Linked DNA regions of Homo sapiens: all the other regions are linked to region 3. The links are chromatin contacts, found by Hi-C or POLR2A ChIA-PET in ENCODE. All regions are on one chromosome and are shown on one strand. The core of a region is the stretch at or near the end of the contact, and the rest is flanking DNA. Distances in the headings are between cores, read along the strand shown. Region 1 holds the start of RHPN2 (rhophilin Rho GTPase binding protein 2). Region 2 holds the start of CEBPA-DT (CEBPA divergent transcript). Region 3 holds the start of SCGB2B2 (secretoglobin family 2B member 2).

The links. Hi-C counts contacts between places; a loop is a spot of excess contacts on that map. ChIA-PET counts read pairs that join two places held with the same protein, here RNA polymerase II (POLR2A). Pooled maps may share reads with other maps.
Region 1: a loop to region 3 is called in a pooled map, with 4 times the contacts of the local background. The contact joins the promoter of RHPN2 here to the promoter of SCGB2B2 in region 3. A Hi-C loop is called at or near these places in 1 of 50 pooled maps. POLR2A ChIA-PET finds 5 or more read pairs at or near these places in 2 of 52 experiments (Caco-2 and H1).
Region 2: a loop to region 3 is called in a pooled map, with 2.2 times the contacts of the local background. The contact joins the promoter of CEBPA-DT here to the promoter of SCGB2B2 in region 3. A Hi-C loop is called at or near these places in 2 of 50 pooled maps. POLR2A ChIA-PET finds 5 or more read pairs at or near these places in 2 of 52 experiments (A549 and H1).

What each region holds. Positions count from the first base shown.
Region 1 is chr19:33,063,218-33,066,158 of GRCh38, forward strand. It overlaps RHPN2 (rhophilin Rho GTPase binding protein 2), which reads right to left and starts at 1,671. Exons shown (of 15, transcript NM_033103.5): 1 at 1,567-1,671. The coding sequence starts at 1,635. RefSeq lists enhancers at 365-993, 2,206-2,705 and silencers at 1,279-1,498, 1,559-2,058.
Region 2 is chr19:33,301,502-33,304,343 of GRCh38, forward strand. CEBPA-DT (CEBPA divergent transcript) reads left to right here and starts at 1,320. Exons shown (of 1, transcript NR_026887.2): 1 at 1,320-2,842. CEBPA (CCAAT enhancer binding protein alpha) reads right to left here and starts at 1,033. Exons shown (of 1, transcript NM_004364.5): 1 at 1-1,033. The coding sequence starts at 913. RefSeq lists silencers at 864-1,433, 1,514-1,773.
Region 3 is chr19:34,675,909-34,678,608 of GRCh38, forward strand. It overlaps SCGB2B2 (secretoglobin family 2B member 2), which reads right to left and starts at 1,251. Exons shown (of 4, transcript NM_001025591.4): 1 at 1-1,251. ZNF302 (zinc finger protein 302) reads left to right here and starts at 1,770. Exons shown (of 5, transcript NM_001289187.2): 1 at 1,770-2,195. It also overlaps the pseudogene ZNF807P and the pseudogene SCGB1B2P. RefSeq lists enhancers at 742-1,639, 1,299-1,398, 1,449-1,508, 1,640-2,536 and a silencer at 1,959-2,018.

The sequences.
Region 1 (2,941 bases), core at 421-2,920, 1.6 Mb before region 3:
ATCCTGTAATTCCATGATGACATCTTTAAACTTAAATATACCTCAAAACTACTTTTTTTTTTTTTAATGCTAAAAGCAACTTCACAAAAAAGAAGTTTTCCCACTCTGCCCCACACTGTCCTGCCCAGGGCTCCTCACCAGTGAGCAAAGCCCACAGTCTCTCTGTGTCACCTGGGAGAAGGAGGAAGATGCCAAGACCATTTAAGAACTGGATCCTAAGGCTTTGAACAATTAAGAATTGATTCGTTTATGGGAAAGTTTCACTTCCCTATTTATAATTATGCACTGTCGTATCTATTATAAAAACGAAAATCAACAACAATCTCTCCACCCTCTCAGTGATCCCTGGCCAAGGGCCAAAAGCTATTTTTAGACTTGCTCAGGACCTAGAGGGAGGAAGGCTTGGAAGGCATCACCATGACTCCCGGCTCCAAAGCATCTTTGTAGCCCAGGCCCTGCCGCCTGCGGGTATCCCAGGGCCCCTGCTCCACAGGCTGGGGTCGCTTTTGAGGGACTGAGCTCCCTGACTGTTATCTTCTGGGCCCAAGAGCTCCTGGACATGCCAAGAACCTGCGAGGCCGGCACCCGCCACCCGCCGCCCGCCGCCCGCCGCCCGCCGCCAGCCCCCGCCAAGTCTCCCGGACAACAAGACAAATCCGCTTTGGCACACAGTGAGACGCACAAGACCGTGGGCCTCACCTGCGGTGCTCACGCCCTCCTGGACGACCCGGAGCGGAGGAGGGTGCAACGCCGGAGGCTCCCTCCCACCAGCAGCTCTCCCCTGCTCCCTGAAAAGTCCCACAGGCGGACTTTGGAAGCATTTTGGAGGCAAAAAGAGACCGCCGGCCGGGCGCAGTGGCTCACGCCTGTAATCCCAGCACTTTGAGAGACCGGGGCGGGAGGATCCCTTGAGCCCAAGAGTTCGCGACCAGTCTGGGCAACACAGCGATACCCCAGTTCTACAAAAAATTAGCGTGGCGAGGTGGCGCGCCTGCAGTCCCAGTTACTCGGGAGGCTGGGGCGGGAGGATCGCTGGAGGCCAGGAAGTCGAGGCTGCAGTGAGCTATAATCGCGCCACTCTACTCCAGCCTGGGCGACAGAGCGCCTAAAATAAATATGAGACCGCCAACACGCCTGGGATGGTCTGTCTCCACCCGCGCTCCCACCAAGCGCTCTTGCAACGCGCCCAGAGGCCAAGGGCGCCAGCGCAGCCAGGAACGGGTCCTTTCCCCAGGCACCAGGGATCGCAAGCGAGGGGTGGCGGGGGGTGGGAGGGGGGAGACCCAAGCACCCCTCCAGGTCCTCCGCCCGCACCTGCGCGGAGCGGCCACATGCGCCTCCCCTACTCCCCGCCCAGTCCCGGATGCCACCTGCCCGGGACGCCGGGGACATCGCCGCCCCCACTCCTCCCCGCCAGCCTCCGTCCGGCCAGCGCCGGCCCAGTGCGCCCCCTCCCCCTCCCGGCCTAGTGGACCCCGACTGCGCGCTCCCACGGCCCCTGCAGGGCCCGGGGGAAAGGAGGTCTGGAGCCCGCAGGTCCCCGCCCGCCCGCCCGAAGCCGCCCACCTTCCGAAAGTAGCCGTCGTTCTCCTTCTCCAGCGGCTGGGGGGCCGCGGGCAACAGCGCGTCGGTCATGCTAGCGGCGCGGGCGCGGAGGGCGGACGGCGGACTGAGGCGCGGCGGCTGAGGCTGGCCCGAGAGGACGTGCGGCCCCGCCCCTGTCCCCGCCCTTCCCCGCCCCTCCACTCCCACCCCGTCCCGCGGCCCTTCTAGCCCCGCCTGAGGCCGAGCACTGGAGCCCTGGAGACGCGCCCCGCCCCGTCGCGGGCCCCGAACCCGCGCCCCTTGAGGCGCTCGTCACCCGGAGAGCTGCGCCCTGGGCGCGGCGCCTCGGGGTTGTCTGTGGGCGTCGTGGCTGACTCAACTTTGCGAGTGCCGCGAGAGCGCAGGAAAGGCACTGGGGTCTCAGGGGCCGCAGCGAAGCCCTGGCTGTGGACCTGCACCCTGCCCTGGAGCCCGGGGAGTCAGTGAGGAAGGCGTGGATCCAGGCGCGTCCCTCCTGGGTGAAGCCCGTGCGCCGCGGGGGAAGGGGCCAGACTCGACGCCACGTCGAGGGCGCGGCGGGAGCTCTGGGCCCTGGGCCCGGCGGTTTGGAAAAGCTTTTCCCAAGAGGGGAGCCCATGGCGGAGGGAGCGTTGACTGCCCCGCCGAGCGCCTTGCCCGGACTACTCGGGCTTGTTGGCATGGGATCAACTCAGCCGATTCCCTGTCCGCGCTGCAAAGACGAGTGGGATCCGCTGGGCTCGCGGACTGCCCTGAGAGAGGGGACCAGGAGGGGTTTTGCGCCCCAGACACGGCAGATGTCCTTGAGCACAGTTCTTTTTTTTAAGAGATGGGACCTCGCTCTGTCGCCCAGGCTGGAGAGCAGTGTTGCGATCTCGACTCTTTGCAGCCTCGACCTCCCAGGATCAAGCGATGCTCCAGCCTCAGCCTCCCAAGTAGCAGGGGCTGCAGGCGCGGGCCAACGCGCCCGGCCTTTTTATTTATTTTTTTTATTTTTTTATTTGAGACGGAGTCTCGCCCTGTCGCCCAGGCTGGAGTGCAATGGCGCGATCTCGGCTCACTGCAACTTCCGCCTCCCGGGTTCAAGCGATTCTCCTGCCTCAGCCTCCCGAGTAGCTGAGACTACAGGCGTCCACCACCACACCCAGCTAATCTTCAGTAGAGACAGTTTCACCTTGTTGGCTAGGCTTGTCTTGAACTCCTGACCTTGTGATCTGCCCACCTCGGCCTGCCTCCCAAAGTGCTGGGATTACAGCTTTTGTTTTGTTTTGTTTTGTTTTGTTTTTAAATAGATGCGGGGTCTCACCATGATATCAAGGCTGGCCTCGAACTCCCGACCTTAAGTGATCCTCACTCGTCTCGCTCTGTCGCCCAGGCT
Region 2 (2,842 bases), core at 70-2,569, 1.4 Mb before region 3:
GCTTGGCCTTGTCGCGGCTCTTGCGCACCGCGATGTTGTTGCGCTCGCGCCGCACCCGGTACTCGTTGCTGTTCTTGTCCACCGACTTCTTGGCCTTGCCCGCGCCGCTGCCGCCACTCGCGCGGAGGTCGGGGTGCGCGGCGCCCAGCCCCTTGAGCGCGCTGCCAGGGCCCGGCAGGCCGGCGGCACCGAGCGCGGGCGCGGGGTGCGGGCTGGGCACGGGCGTGGGCGGCGGCGTGGGGTGACCGGGCTGCAGGTGCATGGTGGTCTGGCCGCAGTGCGCGATCTGGAACTGCAGGTGCGGGGCGGCCAGGTGCGCGGGCGGCGGGTGCGGGTGCGGGTGCGAGGGCGGCGGCGGCGGCGGCGGCTGGTAAGGGAAGAGGCCGGCCAGCGCCAGCTGCTTGGCTTCATCCTCCTCGCGGGGCTCCTGCTTGATCACCAGCGGCCGCAGCGCCGGCGCCCCGACGCGCTCGTACAGGGGCTCCAGCCTGCCGTCCAGGTAGCCGGCGGCCGCGCAGCCGTAGCCGGGCGGGGGCCCGTGCGCTCCCCCGGGCATGACGGCGCCGCCGGGGCCCGCGGGCGCGCCCGGGTAGTCAAAGTCGCCGCCGCCGCCGCCGCCCGTGGGGCCCACGGCCGCCTTGGCCTTCTCCTGCTGCCGGCTGTGCTGGAACAGGTCGGCCAGGAACTCGTCGTTGAAGGCGGCCGGGTCGATGTAGGCGCTGATGTCGATGGACGTCTCGTGCTCGCAGATGCCGCCCAGCGGCTCCGGGGCGGCAGGTGGGGCGGGAGGCTGCGCGGGGCCCGCGCCCCGGGGAAAGCCGAAGGCGGCGCTGCTGGGCGCGTGCGGGGGGCTCTGCAGGTGGCTGCTCATCGGGGGCCGCGGCTCCGCCTCGTAGAAGTCGGCCGACTCCATGGGGGAGTTAGAGTTCTCCCGGCATGGCGAGCCTCGGCGGCCTCCAGCCTGCGCGGGGCGTCGCCGCCGCCCACCCGGAGACCCTGCTCGCCCGCGCCCGCGCACCTCCGGGTCGCGAATGGCCCGGCCCGCGCCGGCCCAGCTTTTATACCCGGCAGGCCGCGTCGCCCCCTAGAGTCCGAGGCGGCCTCTGTCCCCGGGCTGCGGCGGCGCGGCGCCTGCTGGGTCCTAGCGCGCGGCCGGCATGGGGCGGCGAACCAGCGCGGCACAGCGCCGCGCTCCCCAGGCAGGCCGCGGCGCAACGCCCACCGCCTCCAGCGCGCCCAGCAGAGCCGCGGCGCTCGCTCCAAGCTCCGCCCCCGGCCCGGCCGTCGCCCCCGCGCCCACGTGGTCGGTAGCGGGGGCCCCCTCCTCCTGCCTGCCCTAGGCGCCCGTATCCAGCCACGGCCGGGAGCCCAGGAGTATCCCGAGGCTGCACGGGGTAGGGGTGGGGGGCGGAGGGCGAGTCTTGGTCTTGAGCTGCTGGGGCGCGGATTCTCTTTCAAAGCCAGAACCAGGCCTGTCCCGGACCCGCGTCCCGGGGAGGCTGCAGCGCAGAGCAGCGGGGCTGGGGCCGGTGGGGGGCCGTTTGGGACGCGCGGAGAGGTCCTGAGCGCGGTGGCTCTGCGTCTCCTAGCTCTGATCTCCAGGCTACCCCTGTGATTCCGCGCAGAGGTACCTCTCGGAGGACGCCGGGGTCCCATGGGCGGCGCCGCGCAGGGCGCTAGGACCCCGCGGGGAGCGGAGGCGGCCTCGGCCCGGGAGCCTGGAGGACCTGGCCGGTCGATCCGCCCGGGCTGGAAAACTTTCTTTATAATTACTTCTCCAGGTCGGAGCGCGCGGCTTGCTAGGCGCGCGGGGCCGGCGCTGTTACCCGGCGTGGAGTCGCCGATTTTTTTTCCTGCGGGACCGCGGGGCCCCCCAGACTAGCGGAGCTGGACGCCGGGGCGAGCACGGGGAGGGGCGCACCGAGGGAGGAGACAAACTTAACTCTGGGGCCGGGATTCCGAGGCGGGGGCCGCAGCCCTCGAGGCCCGAAGCCACCGCTTCCTCCCCCGCCTCCCCATTCAGGTGGGCGCCAACGGCGGGAGCGAGGGTGTCCAGGCCGCCGGGCTGCCAGGTCCGAGCACGCACAGGGAGAACTCTGCCCAGTGGTTCGCCGGGCGCTGTAGTCCCCGGGATCCTAGGGACCGAGGCGGCCAGGCCCTGGGGCCCCTTGAGTGCGGCAGCTAATGCTCTCACCGCGGCGGGGGAAGGAGCTTGCCACCGAGACCCCCAGCCACGTGCGTCCCTCGCATTCTTTACCGGGGCCGGGGTGGCGGCTACGGACCGTCAGCTGGGCCCAGATGGAGTCTTGGGAGCCCTCAAGTGTCTCCTGTCCTTGCCCGCGCCGCCCCTCGCCACTGGCGCTGAGGCCTGACGCCGCCTGCGTCCCGGCTAGAGGCGCGCTTGCCTACAGGTGAGGGAAGACCCCCTTCACCGACAGTGGCCTTAGGCCTGGCAAGGCGCCACGACCCGCCCAGGAGCCCCGGAGGGGGCACAGCTAAAAACACCGCTGGAGAGCCCCGAGCTTCCACGACGATCGCAGTAAAGAAGCAGTTTCATCTGGGCAACGCACACTGCGCTTTAATCAAGTTCCTATTCAACATAGTCCCAGTGATTAATAGCCCAACTGCTTCGTTTTCGGTCCAGAGCTCATAAACAAGATATTTTTAGCTTGACGCTTTTGGACGGGAGGGAGTAAAAACCAGATACGTTAAATAAATATCCCGATGTGAGCCGGAGAGCTGCTTGCTGAGCCAAATGCAGGACCCATTCATATAGCATTCACCTGTGGAGGGAGACCTGGACGGAAATCAAAAAGCACCAAGAGCGATTTGCGTTTTTTTC
Region 3 (2,700 bases), core at 1-2,500:
GTCTCGCTGGCTTCAAGAGTGAAGCTGCAGACCTTCAGGGTGAGTGTTGCAGCTCATAAAGGTAGTGCAGACCCAAAGAGCAAAAGAACAAACATCCCACACCTGGGAAGTAGACCCCAGCGCGGTTGCCGCTGGTTGTTCGGGTGGCCCGTTTTTATTCCCTTATTTGGCCCCGCCCACATCCTGCTGATTTGTCCATTTTACAGAGCGCTGATTGGTCTATTTTACAGAGTGCTGTTTGGTCCGTTTTTACAGAGTGCTGACTGGTGCATTTACAAACCTTTAGCTAGACACAGAGCACTGATTGGTGTATTTACAATCCTTCAGCTATACAGAAAAGTTCTCCAAGGCCCCACCTGATCCAGAAGCCCAGCTGGCTTCACCTCTCGGTTATATGCTAATTATATGCATTAGCACGCTAAGAGAAACGCTCATCAGTGCCATGGCAATTTACAAATGCCATGGTAAGGTTCAGAAGTTACCCTGTATGGTTCAAAAAGCTGGGAAGCCCTCAGCTCCGAGAAATTGAAATTGCCCACCTCTTTCCTGGAAAACTCATGAATAATCCACCCTTGTTTAGCACATCATCAAGCAATAAATACAAGTATCCCTAGTCCAGCAGCCCAAGCTGCTGCTCTAACAATGGAGTACCCATTGTTTCTTTACTTTCTTAATACACTTGCTTTGGCTTTGCACTGTGCTCTCCCATGGATTTTTTCTTGCGTGAGCTCTAAGAACTCTCTCTTGGGGTCGGATCCGGACCCCTTTCTGGTAACAGAAGCACTGCTTCACGAAGATCATGCAGGTCAGTACTTAATAAGTACAAAAAAGTCTATAGCGACACTATTTATAATTTTAAAAATGATTGAAGTCAATTAACATTTAAGTGTTAAAAAGAAAGTAAACAACCCAAATATACACAAACAGTAGACTGCTCTGGCTTGCATACAGAGAGGTCCATTGCCCTTTTGGGTGGGCCTAAGAAGCACTTCTGGGGAGAGGGGGCGTCAGGCTGTGATGGCTGCGGGAGGAGTGACTCCTCCCAGGATGAGGGTCTCCATCCTCCCAGTGCTCACTCAAGTTCAGTATTTCCAAGTCCTTCCAGGGGCGTAACGCACGTCAGAACGGCCATTAGTGTCACAGATACGTGTCCCCTTGCATTTCCAGGAAATGCCCTTGGTTGGCGAACTACAGTCGTGACAGTCGGGCCACAGGGCGTTTTGTGAGTTATCGTCTTGGGCAAATGAGTGCCAAAAAAAAAAAAAAAAAAAGACCTGAAGGTGAACAGCATAGCGGCAGGGTTTGGGATGAGAGGAGCCCCTTTGCTAGCAACGGCGAGCACTTGCGCGGTACCAGCAAGGGCTGCCCATGTCTCGGAGGGAAACGTTTGTGTGAGCGCAGGAATGACCCGGAAGACCTTGGCACGGCTGCAGTTTTCTGGGAAATGTAATTTCTTGGTCCGGGCGCCATGGCCCTTATAAGTAGAGGGTGTCCCTTGGTTTCGAGTTGTATCGTTCACCAGAGGACGACTGTGTGCCCCAGGACAATTTGCGCATGGTCCTAGCTGGCCGGCTCTAGGTCGACGGCCCCAGGCGGTTAAGCTACTTACAAAGCCGTGACCGGTTTGCCCGCGGCGCACCAGGTCCGCGCAGCCGCAGAGACCCTTGGGAAGTGTGGTCTTCGGGTGCCGGCGGTTCGCGGCTTCCGGGACATTTGTACCGCAGGGGGAGGATTCTGGGAAATGTGGTTCGCCGTGGGCGGTGCACTGGGTCAGTCCCGCGATAGCTTCAGGCCTGGCGGCGGCTTCCAAGCTAAGGAACGGTTTGGGGCAGTGTCGTTCCCGGAGGTCGGCCGCCGTTACCCGCTCACCAGCTACGCGGCGCGTCAGGTCCGCGGAGGCGCGGGCTCGGGGCGCCTGCGGGACGGTGAGGCCCTGCTGAGGACTCCGGCAAGTGTGGGTCGCGGCGACGGCGGGGCTAAGGCCCTGGGTCCGCGCGCGGTTTGACCACGGCCGGGGCCTTGGGCATTTCCTGGCCTTCCTGTTGAGCCGTGTAAACGCGGGGTGATGACGGCGCCGACCTCTTGGCACTGTTGTGAGAGCGAAGTGGGCGCGAGAGCAGACGCCAGCTACAGTTTTTTTTGGGTTATGTCGTCATGAAGCCGGCGCTTTCAGTTGTGCAACCTTGAACAAATGGGTTCAGTATCTCGGAATTTCAGTTTTGTCTTCATTTTAAAAAATAAATCTGGTTTAGAACTCGACCTCAAGCGATCCGCCCGCCTCCGCCTTCCGAAGTGCTGGGATTAAAGGCGTAAGCCACCGCACCAGCCTAACGAACATGGCGAAACGCCGTCTCTACTAAAAATACAAAAAAAAATTAGCTGGGCGTGGTGGCACGTGTCTATAATCCCAGCTATTCGAGAGGTTGAGGTAGGAGAATCGCTTCAACCCGGGAGGCAGAGGTTGCAGTGAGTCGAGGTCGCTCCATTGCACTCCAGCCTGGAGACAGAACGAGACTCCGTCTCAAAAAAAAAAAAAAAAAAATCTGGAATAATATGAATGCACACCTTGCAAAGTGGTGAAGACTGAACGAGCTGATAAAGTTGTTACCGTTGTTTTATGAGTCTTTTGTATACAGAATAATTGATTTTCCCCGCAGGTGGCACCTGGTAAATAGCCCTTGCGGAGAAACACCCTGTTCC